Regions from separate parts of the Homo sapiens genome. Here regions 1 and 2 are each linked to region 3. The links are chromatin contacts, found by Hi-C or POLR2A ChIA-PET in ENCODE. All regions are on one chromosome and are shown on one strand. Each heading gives the region's core, a stretch centred on a gene start or an enhancer-like site at or near the end of the contact. The rest is flanking DNA. Distances are from core to core; before and after follow the strand shown.

Region 1 (4,403 bases), core at 1,178-3,677, 3.1 Mb after region 3:
TGAAGGGAATACATTATTTTCATTTTCAAAGAAAGATTTAGAATTTTAAGCTTTCCTGCCTTGATAGGAAAGGAACATTTTGCTCTGTTTTTTTTGTGTGTGTGTTTTTTTTTTACCAGTAAACTGAGTACCAGATATTGTTTCAAAGTGTGATTACTGGATTGCACATTTAGCTGCGTAATTTCGTATGTAAGTATACGTTGATGTAATATAAAAACAATTTAAGTTTTGAGATTGAAGGTCCTTAATCACCACGATTTTGCTTCTCAATATTATTCTTCCAAGATGTTTTACTGCATGTTGTGATGGTAATTGCAACTTTCAAAGTGTAGTAGAGACATTAGAGGACCTGGTAGTTACAACAGTGTACTTTCCTGACTTACAGATACATTTTTAATGAAAGCATTAACACCAAAATGGCCGTAGCTACCATTTATTAAAACTTACTCTGTGGTAGGCATTGCTAGAGCTTTTTTATATGGATATTCTCAAAATCTCACAAAAAGTCTTTAAGGTAGCCATTATCTTTGTTTTATAGATAAGAATAATATGGAGGTTCAGAAGGGTTAAGTAGTTTGATTAAGGGTCATGTAGGTGACAGATCCAGCATTTGAACCCAGTTTTGTCTAAGTCAAAAGCCTCTGCTGTTTCAATTTCAGCATGCTGCCTCCAGCTAACTTTTGTTTTCTAATTTTAGAAATTGGAGACTCCCTGTGTAGTACACTTTTCACCCCCAAAATAACTAATCAGCATTTTATCTGCTTTTTTTTTTTTTTTTCCTTTTTTTGAGATGGAGTCTTGCTCTGTCGCCCAGGCTGGAGTGCAGTGGTGTGATCTTGGCTTATTGCAACCTCCGCCTCTCAAGTGATTCTCCTGCCTCAGCCTCTCGAGTAACTGGGACTACAGGCATGCGCCGCCATGCCTGGCTAAGTTTTGTATTTTTAGTAGAGATGGGTTTCGCCATGTTGGCCAGGCTGGTCTCAAACTCCTGACCTCAGGTGATCCACCTGCCTCGGCCTTCCGAAGTGCTGGGATTACAGATGTGAGCCACCGCATCTGGCTGCAGTATTTTATTTTCTAAGATACTCTGAAAACACTGAATTCAGTAGAAACTCAATATTTGTTGAATTATCTATGGAGTAGCAACCTTTAAAAATGCATATCTTTTTCTCTGCTATGTATTATTTGGAATATAAAGTTTATAAATAATCACTGCATTAACATGCTGTCTCTTTTCTGGCCCTCTTAGCCAAACTTGTTTCTTTTTCTTCCTTTCCTTTCTTTTTCTTTTTTGGAGACGGTCTTGTTCTGTCACTGAGGCTGGAGTGCAGTGGCACAATCTCGGCTCAATCTCAACCTCCCAGGCTCAAGCAGTTCTCCCACCTCAGCCTCCCAAGTAGCTGGGACTACAGGCACACACCACCATGCTTGACACCACACCCAGCTAATTTTGCATTTTTGGTAGAGATAGGATTTCACCATGTTGCCCAGGCTGGTCCTGGGCTCAAAGAGATCTGCCCACCTTGGCCTCCCAAAGTGCTGGGATTACAAGCATGAGCCACTTGCACCAGGCCATTCCTTTGAAATTCTTAGAGCAGTTTATAAGATTCTCTATCTTAGTTTTCTAAGTTTGCCCTTTGTGATCTATTTTTGTTTGTTTACCCTTTAAATGGTAATGTTATTTAGGGTTCTGTCTTTGGTTCTCTTCTCTTGATCATGCTGAGAACTTTCCCTGGGTGATTCCATTTTTGTTCCTTGGCCTTGACCATTGTGTTCATATCAAGAGTTGTAAGTAAAATACTTATGGGGCCACATAGGTAACATAAATGAGTGACATGGTAAGGGATGATGGAGATGCTGATGGATTAAAGTCTCTATGCCCTGTTCAGAGCTCTGGTCAGATTGTTGCTCTTTTATAATATAGTATCCAGTGTTGGCAAATCTTCAGTTTTTCAAGAGATATTAGGCATCTAGAGTTCTTAATGGGAAATTTCTTATTTCTATAATAATTATGAGCAACTGGTTAAAATTTCAACCATAGTGCAGACCAATAGTAAGTATTTTTAGTTTGCAGGTTTACTTACTGTAACTTACCATGCTTCTCACTCCTAGATTTATGTCTTCAGATCTGAATTTCCTGCTGGGTTTTAGGCTTATCCCATTGTGTTCTATATGTAGGAGTTCTGTGTCCCACAGGCATCTCAAAGACCATGACCCTGAACCTCTTAATTTGTATTAGGAAGTGATTTCATTTATAGGATACCTGTGAGTTTGAATCATTATTTCACCACCTACTAGCTCACCAAAAAAGTTACTTTATTTCTTTAAAGTTCTGTTTGCTCATATGTGAAATGGGAGTAATATTTACCTCATTGAGTTCTTATACTAGCACAGTTACTTCCGTACAGTAACCAAACACTGCTTTCAGTTGCTGTTCCTGTTTCAGTGAATGGTATCACTACATGTACTTACTTATGCTTAAGAGTCATTGGTGACTCTACCCTTGTTTTTATTTTTCAGGTCTAATTAGTCACCAGGTTCTATTGGTCTAATAGAATTTTCAGGTCTAATTAGTCACCAAGTCCTTAGAATTTATCCTGCTCTACTGCATGTTTCTTCCTCAAACCGTCCTTCACCTCTGTACTGCAGCCCCTTTAGAAATTAGCTTGAGAGGCCAGATGTGGTGGCTCAAACCTGTAATCCCAGCACTTTGGGAGGCCGAGACGGGCAGATCACCTGAGGTCAGGAGTTTGAGACCAGCCTGGCCGACATGGTGAAACCCCATCTCTAGTAAAAATACAAAAATTAGCTGAGTGTGATGGCACGTGCCTGTAATCCCAGCTACTAGGGAGGCTGAGGCAGGAGAATCACTTGAACCCGCGGGTAGAGGTTACAGCGAGCCGAGATTGCACCACTGCACTCCAGCCTGGGCAACAGAGCAAGACTTCACCTCAAAAAAGAAACTAGCTTGAGGCTGGGCATGGTGGCTCATGCGTGTGATGCCAGCACTTTGGGAGGTTGAGGTGGGAGGACCACTTGAGCTCAGGAGTTTGAAATCAGCCTGTCAGCATAGTGAGACCCCATCTCTTAACCCACCGACCCCACAACCAACGCAAAAAAAAAAAAAAAAAGCCAGGTGTGGTGGCATTCGCCTGTGGTCCCAGCTACTTGGGAGGCTGAGGCAGGAGGGTCGCTTGGCCCAGGAGGTCAAGGCTGCAGTGAGCTATGATTGCACCACGGCACTCCAGCATAGGTGAGAGAGACTCTGTCTCAGAAAACAAACAAACAAAAGATAGAAAAGAAATTAGCTTGAAAAGCAACAACATCTCTTCCAGTAAGTTTTTTGGCTCACCACTTTTCTCACTCCAGGTCTGAATTAGATACCTCTTTTTCTGTGCTCCTAGCCTCCTGAGGATGTCTCTGTCATAGTGCTCTCCACAACTGTTTGTAATGCCTTTTTTCTACGCAACTTCTTGAAGGCAAAGACTACCTATCTTGAATGGCTTTTTATCTCCAGGGCTTAGAATAATGCCTGGCAAATAATGAGTTCAGTGATGTTTGCAGAATGAATGCATTGGCTAAATATATCATTTTTCTGGAGAAATTGTAGATATAAAAAAGATCCCGACGCCTTAATTATAGCTGTAAGGCTTTTTAAAATGTCCCAGTTGTTTTGTTTTCCCTGTTTGAATAAGATTCTAGGTGCTTTAATTTATTATATAAGTCAATAACTTCATTTATTTATTTATTTATTTTTAAAGACAGAGTCTTGCTTTATTGCCAAGGCTGGAGTGCAGTGATACAATCACGGCATGGTTCACTACAACCTTGAACTTCCAGGCTCAAGTGATCCTCACACCTCAGTCCCCAAGGTAGCTGGGACTACAGGCATGTGCCACCATGCCTGGCTAATTTTTATTTTTTGTAGAGACAATATCTCCCTTTGTTGTCCAGGCTATGTTGATGTTTTTTTGGAACAAAGTAAATTGTATGTTGATACAAATTACTGATTATTGTTGTCCTCTAGGGCTACAGTTGCTAATTTATTTATTTATTTCTTTTTTCTGCAGCCCACTTAGGTTCATTCTTTCCTCCTGTTTCTGTACCTTGGTTTCAGGCTCTTTTTCCCCTCTTGCCCTCCCAAGAGCTCTGGTTTATAGCAAGTTTTCTCGGCCTCCACACTATTAACACTATGGGCCAGTTATTTCTTCTGGAGGCTGTCCTGTGCATTGTAAGATGTCTAGTAGCATCCCTGGCCTATACCCATTGGATGCCAGTAGCACCCTCCAGGCTTGATAACTAAAAATGTCTCCAGGTATTGTGAAATGTCCCTTGTGGGGCAAAATCACCCCTGGTTGAGAACGGCTGGTTTATAGATATTCCCATTTCTTTATCCTGAAAGC
Region 2 (4,346 bases), core at 1,641-4,140, 3.6 Mb before region 3:
ATGCCCAGCTAATTTTTTTTTTTTTTTTTTCTGTAGAGACGGGGTTTCGTCATGTTGCCTAGGCTGGTCTTGAACTCCCGGGCTCAAGCAATCCTCCTGCCTCAGCCTCCCAAAGTGCTGGGATTACAGGTGTGAGCCACCACAGCCGGCCATCACTCAGAATCTTAAGTCATTGTCAAATAATGGAAAGCATACAAATCAAACAGTAGTCCAATTCTAGAATTAATATAAAAAGAAAGCTCTAATATACAAAGACCAAACAGATTTTACAGGATAAAACAACTGTCATTAAAAAGTAAAACTGGCAGGTGTGGTGGTGCACATCTGTAATCCCAGCACTCTGGGAGGCCAAGGTAGGAGCATTACTTGAGCCCAGGAGTTTGAGACCAGCCTGAGCAACATGGCAAGACCCCGTCTCTACAAAAAGTACAAAAATTAGCCAGGCATGGTGGCATGCTCCTGTAGTCCCAGCTACTCAGGAGGCTGAGGTGGGAGGATCACTTGAGCTTGGGAGGAGGTTGCAGTGAGCTGAGATGGTGCCACTGCACTTTAGCCTGGGCAACAGAGCAAGACCCTGTCTCCAAAAAAAAAAAACCGTTTCTTCAGAATAGGATATCAAATATGTAAAGTAATAATTTGAGAAACATGAAAAAGCGTTATGTGTAAAGAAAATCAGAAGACTTAATCTGTATTAGTTTAATGTAAAAGCATGCACATATGTGAAACAAAGTAGAAGGGAACACTAAAGAAAAAAATGGGTGTGATTGGGTCATGGGAGAATGTTTTTTACTTTTTGGTTGTAATGTTTGTGTGATACAAGAGGGACAGAAATTACTTTCGAAATGTACTTGTTAATTTTAGCAAAATCCTCGTGGAAATTATACTGCTAGTTTTAAAATAAAACACAAGCACTAAAATAATAAAGGTTATGTTTCATTTTTATTAACTTAGTTTTGCCACGGTTGAGACTGGATTTGCCATAGTTCAATTTATCAAGCACTTAACTATGTGTTCCGCACATAATAATCATCTTAGCATAGAGGAACATGTCTTCTAATCCGCACAAGAGATACTATTTTTATCACGTCATAGAGGAGGTTAATAAACTTGCCTAGGTCATAAGATCTTCAGTTGATGAAGTTAGGATTTCAACCCAGAGCCAAGTAATGTAATGGCTGATGTTTTCCACAGAGAAAATGTAAGCCGAGATGATGCTCAAACTATAAATCTGGAACCTTAGGGGGACAAAAACGTATGGATGTCTCCTTCCCATTACTTTAGCATTTTAATTAGATTCCTGTGTCTCTATTTGTCTTTGGAAATGCAAGCTGCTTGCAGTTCATCATAGCTAACTCACACAATTCATTTTATGAAACACAAACCTGTTCTCACAAACTCACTGTCATCTCTTTTTAATCTTTCTAATTGTGATAAAAATCATACTGCACTTTACCCTGTGTAACCTCCAATGATCTTTGACCAAAAGCCAAATCTTTTTTTTGTTGTGTTTACTTATGGACAGTTAGGTTCTACATAGGTACTTAAACATGAAAATTGAAATCATAGAGGCTGGGCACAGTAGCTCATGCCTGTAATCCCAGCACTTTGGAAGGCCGAGGTGGGCGGATCACCTGAGGTCAGGAGTTCGAGACCAGCCTGACTAACATGGTGAAACACCGTCTGTACTAAAAATACAAAAATTAGCTGGGCTGGTGGCCCGTGCCTGTAACCCCAGCTACTCCGGAGGCTGAGGCAGGAGAATCACCTGAACCTGTGAGGCGCTGGCTGGAGTGAGCCAGGTTCGCGCCATTGCACTCCAGCCTGGGCAACAAGGGCAAAACTCTGTCTCAACAACAATAATAATAATAAATAAAAGAAAGAAATCACAGAAACTATACCAGAAAATAGGATACAAAACCAACAGTGAGGAGATTGAGAAAAGGAGGCAGATACGTAAAGAGGAAAAGGAAGGGGGCCCAAGTAAGGCCGGAAAAAGCGGGGAGAAGGAGGAGGCTCATTAGGTCAGAAGCAACCTGCCGTCTTCTAAGTTCTGGCCAAGGGTAGATCAACAGATCCAGATTCCTGAGCTTTAAAATGTTATTCGGCCGCTTCATCACTTGTCCCCGACTTTGCAGCGACTCCGATGGTAGCCTGAGTCTCCATTGCTTGGAGCAGCCACAGTGGACACTGGACGGGATATTCTGTGCAGCTGTTGCTGAACTCAAGGCAACTCTTACTGCCTTTCTCTTTTCGGGCTCAAGATTCCCTGCATTATTGCCCATAGGCATGTGTTTTACCCCATACTCCTTCTCCCTTTTATCTTGATTTTCGCGGTGCTGGGGAGTCTGCAGGGATTCCATGGCGACGGGCTCACTGGGACAGGGGCTGGGGTTGTGCGTCCCTGAGGCAAGGCAAATACAGAAAAGCGAATAGAGACAGAGGGCTAAGATTCCAAAGCACTGAAAGGTAGAAACTGGGTTAGAAGAGAGAGGGGAGCACAAACGCCCGGAGAGAGCGAGCCCTCGGGATACCATTGGCTATAGGCTGGCCTCCGAACAACTGGACGGTCCAAGTCCTGAGCGTCTGGTTACCCGGGCAACCGCATGGTCTCGCGATACATACCTCGCGCCTGCGCACTGCCCCTGTAGCGGGGGTGGGGGGACCCGGTCCGGAGACTCCACCCCGGGGCCTAAACTCGAGTCTAAAAGATTGGGCCTCGTTGTGTCGTTTCCGGGTCGCGCGACGCTGTGGGCCGCTTTCCCCTCTCCGGAGTGACCTAACACAGGATAACGAAACCTGCACTGCTCCGAGCGCTTCCTCCCCGGCCCGTCGCGTCTGCGAGGCGAGGCCGGGAGGCGAGGGCTCTGCGCACGCGCGGCGCAGGCGCACTGGGCGCCGGTGCTGTTGCCTTCAGGTGACCACGGATTCGCCATCGTGAGTTCCAGGTGGGCGCGCGGGGCCCACGTAGGGCAGGAGGCCAGCCCCGGGGGGATCGGGCCCGGGACTCTGCGGAATCTGGAGGCCGAAGCCCGCGCGCACGCAGGGTCTCTGCTGCTTCCCCAACGCCTGTTGCGTGGCCGCAGGACCCGCCGCCCTCCCGGTTGGGCCGCCCAGTCCCGGGCCGGGCGCGTGCACCCAGAGCTTCCGCGTTTCTAGTCCGGCTCCTCTGCTGGATTGCAGCGCCGGCTGGGCACCAGGAGTACAAAGCGAAAACCCCCGCCGGCCCTTCTGTTCTCCACGGTCTCCAAGGAGACACGGACAACAGAACAACACTTCCGTGTGCTAAATAGTAAAGCACCAAGGTACTCGATCCAGGGGCGGCGTGCAGTGGGGAGGTGAGCTTTGGGTCGGCCGTCGCCCCTCGGCTACCGGCGGGATCCAGAAACCGGGAGTCACCACCAATACCGTTCTCAACTTTACTTCCAGCTGGTCACTACTGTGTCGGGAGATTCTACCTTCTTTTCCGACTAACATGTATTTTTCTCCAGTCCTTTCTGCGGCGTCTCTAGTGCAGGCCACCGTCATTTCTAACCTGGACGACTCCAGGAGCGTCTTTGCTGCTCGGGGACTCTTCCTTTGCCCAGATCCACAAAGATCTATAACGTCTTTCTAATCACGACACCTCTGCTTTAGATGTTAAAGTTGCTTCACACTGGAACGCTTGCAAAGGTCTTCATTATCTGGTCCTTACCCACCTTTCCTAGTTTCTCACCGCTTTCTCTAGCATCTCTGCCCCAGCCACATTGAACTTATTTGAACGTGTTTTTTTTTTTTTTTTTTTTTTTGAGACATAGCAGTCGCCCAGGCTGGAGTGCAGTGGCGCGATTCCGGCTCACTGCAACCTCCGCCTGCCGGGTTCAAGCGATTCTCCTGCCTCAGCCTCCCGAGTAGCTGGGACTACAGGCGCCTGCCACCACGCCCGGCTAATTTTCGTATTTTTAGTAGAGACGGGTCACCACGTTGGTCAGGCTAGTCTCGATCTACTGACCTCAAGTGATCCGCCCGCCTGGGCTTCCCAAAGTGCTGGGATTACAGGCGTGAGCCACCTCGCCAGCCAACTTATTTCTTTTAATACTGAGATACCTTTCTTTACTCCATACTTCCTTTGGTAGGCATTGTTTAGATGTAGGTTAAGAGGTCCGGCCCGGCGCGGTGGCTCACGCCTGTAGTCCCAGCACTTTGGGAGGCCGAGGCGGGCGGATCACAAAGTCAGGAGATCGAGACCATCCTGGCCAACATGGTGAAACCCCGTCTCTACTAAAAATACAAGAATTAGCCGGGCGTGATGGCCCGTGCCTGTAGTCCCAGCTACTCGGGAGTCTGAGGCAGGAGAATCGCTTGAACCC
Region 3 (4,618 bases), core at 590-3,089:
ATCTCTGCATTTTCTTTATTTTATTTTTATTTTTATTTTTTTAGACGGAGTCTCACTCTGTCGCCAGGCTGAAGTGCCCTGGTGTGATCTCTGCTCCCTGCAACCTCTGCCTCCCAGGTTCAAGCAATTCTCCTGCCTCAGCCTCCTGAGTAGCTAGGATTACAGGCGCGTGCCACCACACCCGGCTAATTTTTGTATTTTTAGTAGAGACAGGGTTTCACCATGTTGGCCAGGATGGTCTCCATCTCTTGACTTCGTGATCCACCCGCCTCAGCCTCCCAAAGTGCTGGGATTACAAGCATGAGCCCCAGCGCCCAGCCAAATGTCTGCATCTTCATACAAAAATGCTTTGTTCTTTTCAGAAATGGTTTCTTAGAAATCCGAAAGCCAGAAAAAAAAAAAAAAAGCAGAATGTGGTTTACATCCATGTCTAACAATTGAAGAAGCTGTTACGGAATCTAAAGTTTGTTTTGTGATAATGAAGCTAGGACTAAAAATGTCCTTTTAAGCCATTACTTACACAAACACAAAATTATTCACATTTATGGTCCAACTGATAGTCATGAAAGTTAAGTTTGCATAGGGTCAGTACATTCTTTTTCCTCTACATAGGAGGTTGAAACTTGCCTTTAATGTTGTAACGTTGGAGCATATTATCCTGCATCTAAGTCTTAAAGGGTCTTTAAACCATAGCACTGGGAGGACGTAAGTCATACATTCTCCTTGTACAGGTTAACTCAAGAGTTTGGCATGTTAAAAGGCCACGTTGCCAAGGTTAAAATCCAACCATCTGACTGAAGTCAGAGTCTAAAAAAATTTTAAGCTTGCTCCTCCGTCAACTGGTTTCAAGGACATTCAGTTTCGTTTCATGCCAGGCTGTGAAGCTTTTCTTTTCAATGCTAGAACCTAACCATGGAAAGTGGAATTGAAAACAATTACACAGCGAATTGGCTTATGCGTGGACTTCGATCTGGGATCCACGAACATACCTAATGCTTGGCAAAATGGAGAGGGGTGCTATGTGTTATTATTATGTGTTATTATTAATCACATAACTGAACTCTGTGGCTCCAGGCCTTCCATGGCTCGTCTCCCAATCAATTCTTTTCAGAACTAAGAATCACGACAGGGGCCGGGCGCGGTGGCTGAGCCTGCAATCCCACCACTTTGGGAAGTCGAGGCAGGAAGATCGCTTGAGCCCAGGAAATTGAGTCCCCCTGGGCAACACAGCCCGACCTCGTCTGCAATCGATCAATCAATCAATGAGTACATAAATGCATAAGCCAATGAATGAATACGTGAATGAATAGATTAATAAATGAATGAAGAAGAATCACGGCAGAACTCCTAACCCCTAGCACGCCTGCCTAGGGGAACAGGAATAAGTCAGGAAAGAAACACTCTTCACTTCTGTGAGTTTTCTAAGAGCAGCAAACGGCGGCTGCTCACTTAGAGAACCTATGGTCTTTCCTGGTTTTAGAGGTCAGGGAAGCAGCTGCTAGCAGCAGAGACTCAAATCAAAGGGGAGTCCCACAAACGTTTTGAAGGCTGACATCAGAAGGAGCACGCACCAAGGGAAATTTCCCACCCCCCCGCGATACCGCAAATTCCCAGCCGCTGGCCGTTTGGGACTCTCCTACCGGAAGTGAAACCGAAGAAAACGCCACGTCGAAGGCGTGGGTTGCCGTAAGTGCGCCGTCGTCACGCGCCTAGCTTCCGGCGATGGGTGGTCCTGGGATCCGGAGGGGAGGCGGGGTGGAGGCGGGGCTTGGGGCTGTGGAGAGGCTGTGGTAGGTAGGTGGGTACAGACCGAGGGGACTACGGGTCGGCGTTGGGCTCAGTGGGCTCGAAACAAAGGGCTGTCCGGTGGGGATTCGTCGCGGCGCCTTCTGAGTGGTCGGGTCGAGGCTTCTCGGCCTAGCAGTGCCCTCGCTGCGCGATCTCAGGCGGGTTCTCCTCGGCTCCGCGCAGCCCGCGCCGCGGTGGGGGACCCGGCGCAGCGGCACCTGCTGCCGAGGGACCCCGCGGCCCGCCCCGGTGCTCGTGATGGGGCTGATCTTCGCCAAACTGTGGAGCCTCTTCTGTAACCAAGGTGAGAAGAATGGAGCTGCGCGGCGGCTCGAATCCGAGGCAGAGGGTCCCGCCGCCGATGGGGACACCGGAGACAGGGGACAGAGCGTTCGGAGACGCGGAGGAGGAAGGGACTTAGGCCAGGGGGCGGGCAGAAACTCAGTGTTTTAGACCTGGAGGACGTACAGGAGAGACCTGACGTGTGGGAGAAATAGGGAGGCAGAAGAGAAGGTATTTGGCGTCCCAGAATCCAAACTGAGAATGTTTGGATATTGGCGAAGTAAAGCGGGATACAGCTAATGATGCCAGGAGGCGTATGGAGGGCCTTTCTCGTCTTTATTGAAGCGTGCTTGTGTCTATGTGTATCCCCAGGATAAGTGTCCGCCCAGAAACCTAGAACTTTTTTTTTTTTGAGTAATGTAGGTGCTTTGTTTTCCCGCCCTGCAGTTTGAGCCGTAAGCCAGTGCACTTTCACTCTGATTTCGCCTCCTTTCCTCTAGGACTTGGGAATGAGTTGTCCTATTCAGATGCACGAGTTTTCCAGCATCTTCATTGTAAACTTTTTTTTTTAAAGCATTTAGTTCAGAAACTAAATGCTTTTCGGTTTTGTGTAAGACGTTACGTGTCCGTAATTAGTCTGTAACAGGTAATGAGACACCTGGAAGTGGCAGGTCCAAAGGGCCGAGAAGTTGCAAAACCTGTTCTGAATCAGAATGAGATGTGATGTCTTCTGAAGAGAGAAAACACCCAGACCAAAAAAGGGGCCGACGATAAGTTAAAGTTTGAGGCGTCCTTTGAACAGAATGGTTTCTTAGTAATTGAAACCAGTTTTGAAAATCAACTCGTTTCATTTTACATTTAAGAGCCGGGCATCGTTAATAAGCCAGTTTTATTTCCTTTTATGTTGGTACCAATTTGTTACTGCTAATGTAGGTATCTAATCTTTTTCTGGATTTAAGAAGTTGTGGAGGTAATGGAATGGCTTTAGTTGACTTGTTCTGTAGATTGATAAGAACACTAAAGCAGTCTTTTTCAAGGTTATAAATATAGATACAGGCACACACATGTGTATATATATGTATATGCCTGTATCCAGTAACCACAGATAATATTACTTATCAAATGATTTCAAAGTGAGCAGAGCTTCACACTTTGTGGGTATTATCCATACATTTAAAATATTATTTTTATTTATTTATTTTTTGAGGCAGAGTCTTTCTCTGTCGCCCAGGCTTCAGTGCAGTGGCGCAATCTCAGCTCACTGCAACCTCTGCATCCTGGGTTCAAGCGATTCTTGTTCCTCAGCCTCCCGAGTAACTGGTATTTACAGGCACCCGCCACCACGCCCGGCCTATTTTTGTATCTTTAGTAGAGACAGGGTTTCGCCATGTTGGGCAGGCTGGTCTCGACCTTCTGACTTCAGGTGATCTACCCACCTCGGCCTCCCAAAGTGCTGGAATTACAGGTGTGAGCCACCGCGCCCAGCGGTAAAACAGCATTTTAAGACATGCTTAAAGGTATAAAGATTAATACAAAAATCACCAGTTTTCTCTTTCCCCTGAGCTGGAGAATCGAAACGTTACCGAAGTAGTTGGTTTTCCCTTTATATCCTTTCCCGTTTTCCTTTCTCCCTTTTCTGTTACATGGCTGCTGTCTTGTCTTTTTTCGTTGGAGGTGTCCTTACTCAGACTAGAGGTAATAAAAGATGTAAGGGGAAAATGTAGATGGTGATGAAAGACATCCAGTGGCTACTTTTATACTCGCATAATTGTTCAGGCCTCCTGAATCTCCATTTCTACTTAGAATTTTTCTCTTCCTCTAACTTTCCTGTTGGAAAATTTAGAACCAGTGATTATTCTGTTATTTTATTCTTATTCATTCATACAGCCATAGGCCAGTCTTCAGAGTTTAGCATAGGAGATACAAAATTAAAGAATAAAGATACCTTACTTCTTGGCAAAGTATTCAAACATCAATAAACGAGACAAACATGAAAAAAAATGCAGTGTGGTAAATTATTTAACAGATATGTGTAAAAATATAACGTTGGCTGCAGCACAAGGTATACTTGGACGTAATGTAATGATGAGTAGGAATTTGGGTGGCATGCTAGACAGACCGAATAGAAGGGACGTGTTATTCTAGGCAGAAGAGCTAATATGCAAAAGGGAGAGGAATGAGCTAGTTTGGTACTTTTAGGGAAGCTGAAAATAGTTGAGCTTGGCTGTGTGTTAGTTTGCTTGCGAGGAGTGAAGAGGAGATGAGATTGGAAAGACAACCAGGAGAACCTTATCACAGAGGGCCTCCAGTGTTGACTAAGACATTAAACTCTCTAGAGCAAGGAATGGGACTCACTGAAGGGTTTAATCCACAGATGTATCTTAGCCTATATTTTTGTTTTCTGCATCAACAAAATTAACTACCAATCTCAGCATTTTCCATTTTTGTAACTATATTTATCTATTCCAGTGGAATTAGATATATTAGAATAACAGGCCCAAAGCGCCACCTCACACCAACTAAATTAGATTGGGGTGAAGAGGCCTGG

The links. A loop is a pair of places that touch in the nucleus more often than their neighbours do. ChIA-PET counts read pairs that join two places held with the same protein, here RNA polymerase II (POLR2A). Pooled maps may share reads with other maps.
Region 1: a loop to region 3 is called in a pooled map, with 10 times the contacts of the local background. The contact joins the enhancer-like site here to the promoter of ARL5B in region 3. A Hi-C loop is called at or near these places in 3 of 50 pooled maps.
Region 2: a map of CD8-positive, alpha-beta T cell shows a loop between it and region 3 (7-fold over the local background). The contact joins the promoter of RPP38 here to the promoter of ARL5B in region 3. A Hi-C loop is called at or near these places in 2 of 168 maps with a recorded cell type or tissue (CD4-positive, alpha-beta memory T cell and CD8-positive, alpha-beta T cell) and 13 of 50 pooled maps. POLR2A ChIA-PET finds 5 or more read pairs at or near these places in 1 of 52 experiments (naive thymus-derived CD4-positive, alpha-beta T cell).

What each region holds. Positions count from the first base shown.
Region 1 is chr10:21,708,469-21,712,871 of GRCh38, forward strand. The region is part of intron 13 of MLLT10 (MLLT10 histone lysine methyltransferase DOT1L cofactor); the gene reads left to right. Among named protein-coding and RNA genes, the nearest start is that of MLLT10, 180 kb to the left of the region's middle. RefSeq lists enhancers at 2,508-2,607, 2,577-3,077. Within about 2 kb of position 2,428, at least 2 of the 41 ENCODE cell types and tissues checked have a DNase peak (open chromatin) inside an H3K27ac peak, as active enhancers do.
Region 2 is chr10:15,094,465-15,098,810 of GRCh38, forward strand. It overlaps RPP38 (ribonuclease P/MRP subunit p38), which reads left to right and starts at 2,891. Exons shown (of 3, transcript NM_183005.5): 1 at 2,891-3,302. RPP38-DT (RPP38 divergent transcript) reads right to left here and starts at 2,855. Exons shown (of 2, transcript NR_160789.1): 1 at 2,623-2,855; 2 at 921-2,401. RefSeq lists enhancers at 2,436-3,007, 3,309-3,398, 3,459-3,598 and a silencer at 2,809-3,168.
Region 3 is chr10:18,657,592-18,662,209 of GRCh38, forward strand. It overlaps ARL5B (ARF like GTPase 5B), which reads left to right and starts at 1,840. Exons shown (of 6, transcript NM_178815.5): 1 at 1,840-2,092. The coding sequence starts at 2,047. It also overlaps a transcript of NSUN6 not described here. RefSeq lists enhancers at 669-788, 1,489-1,618 and a silencer at 1,929-2,008.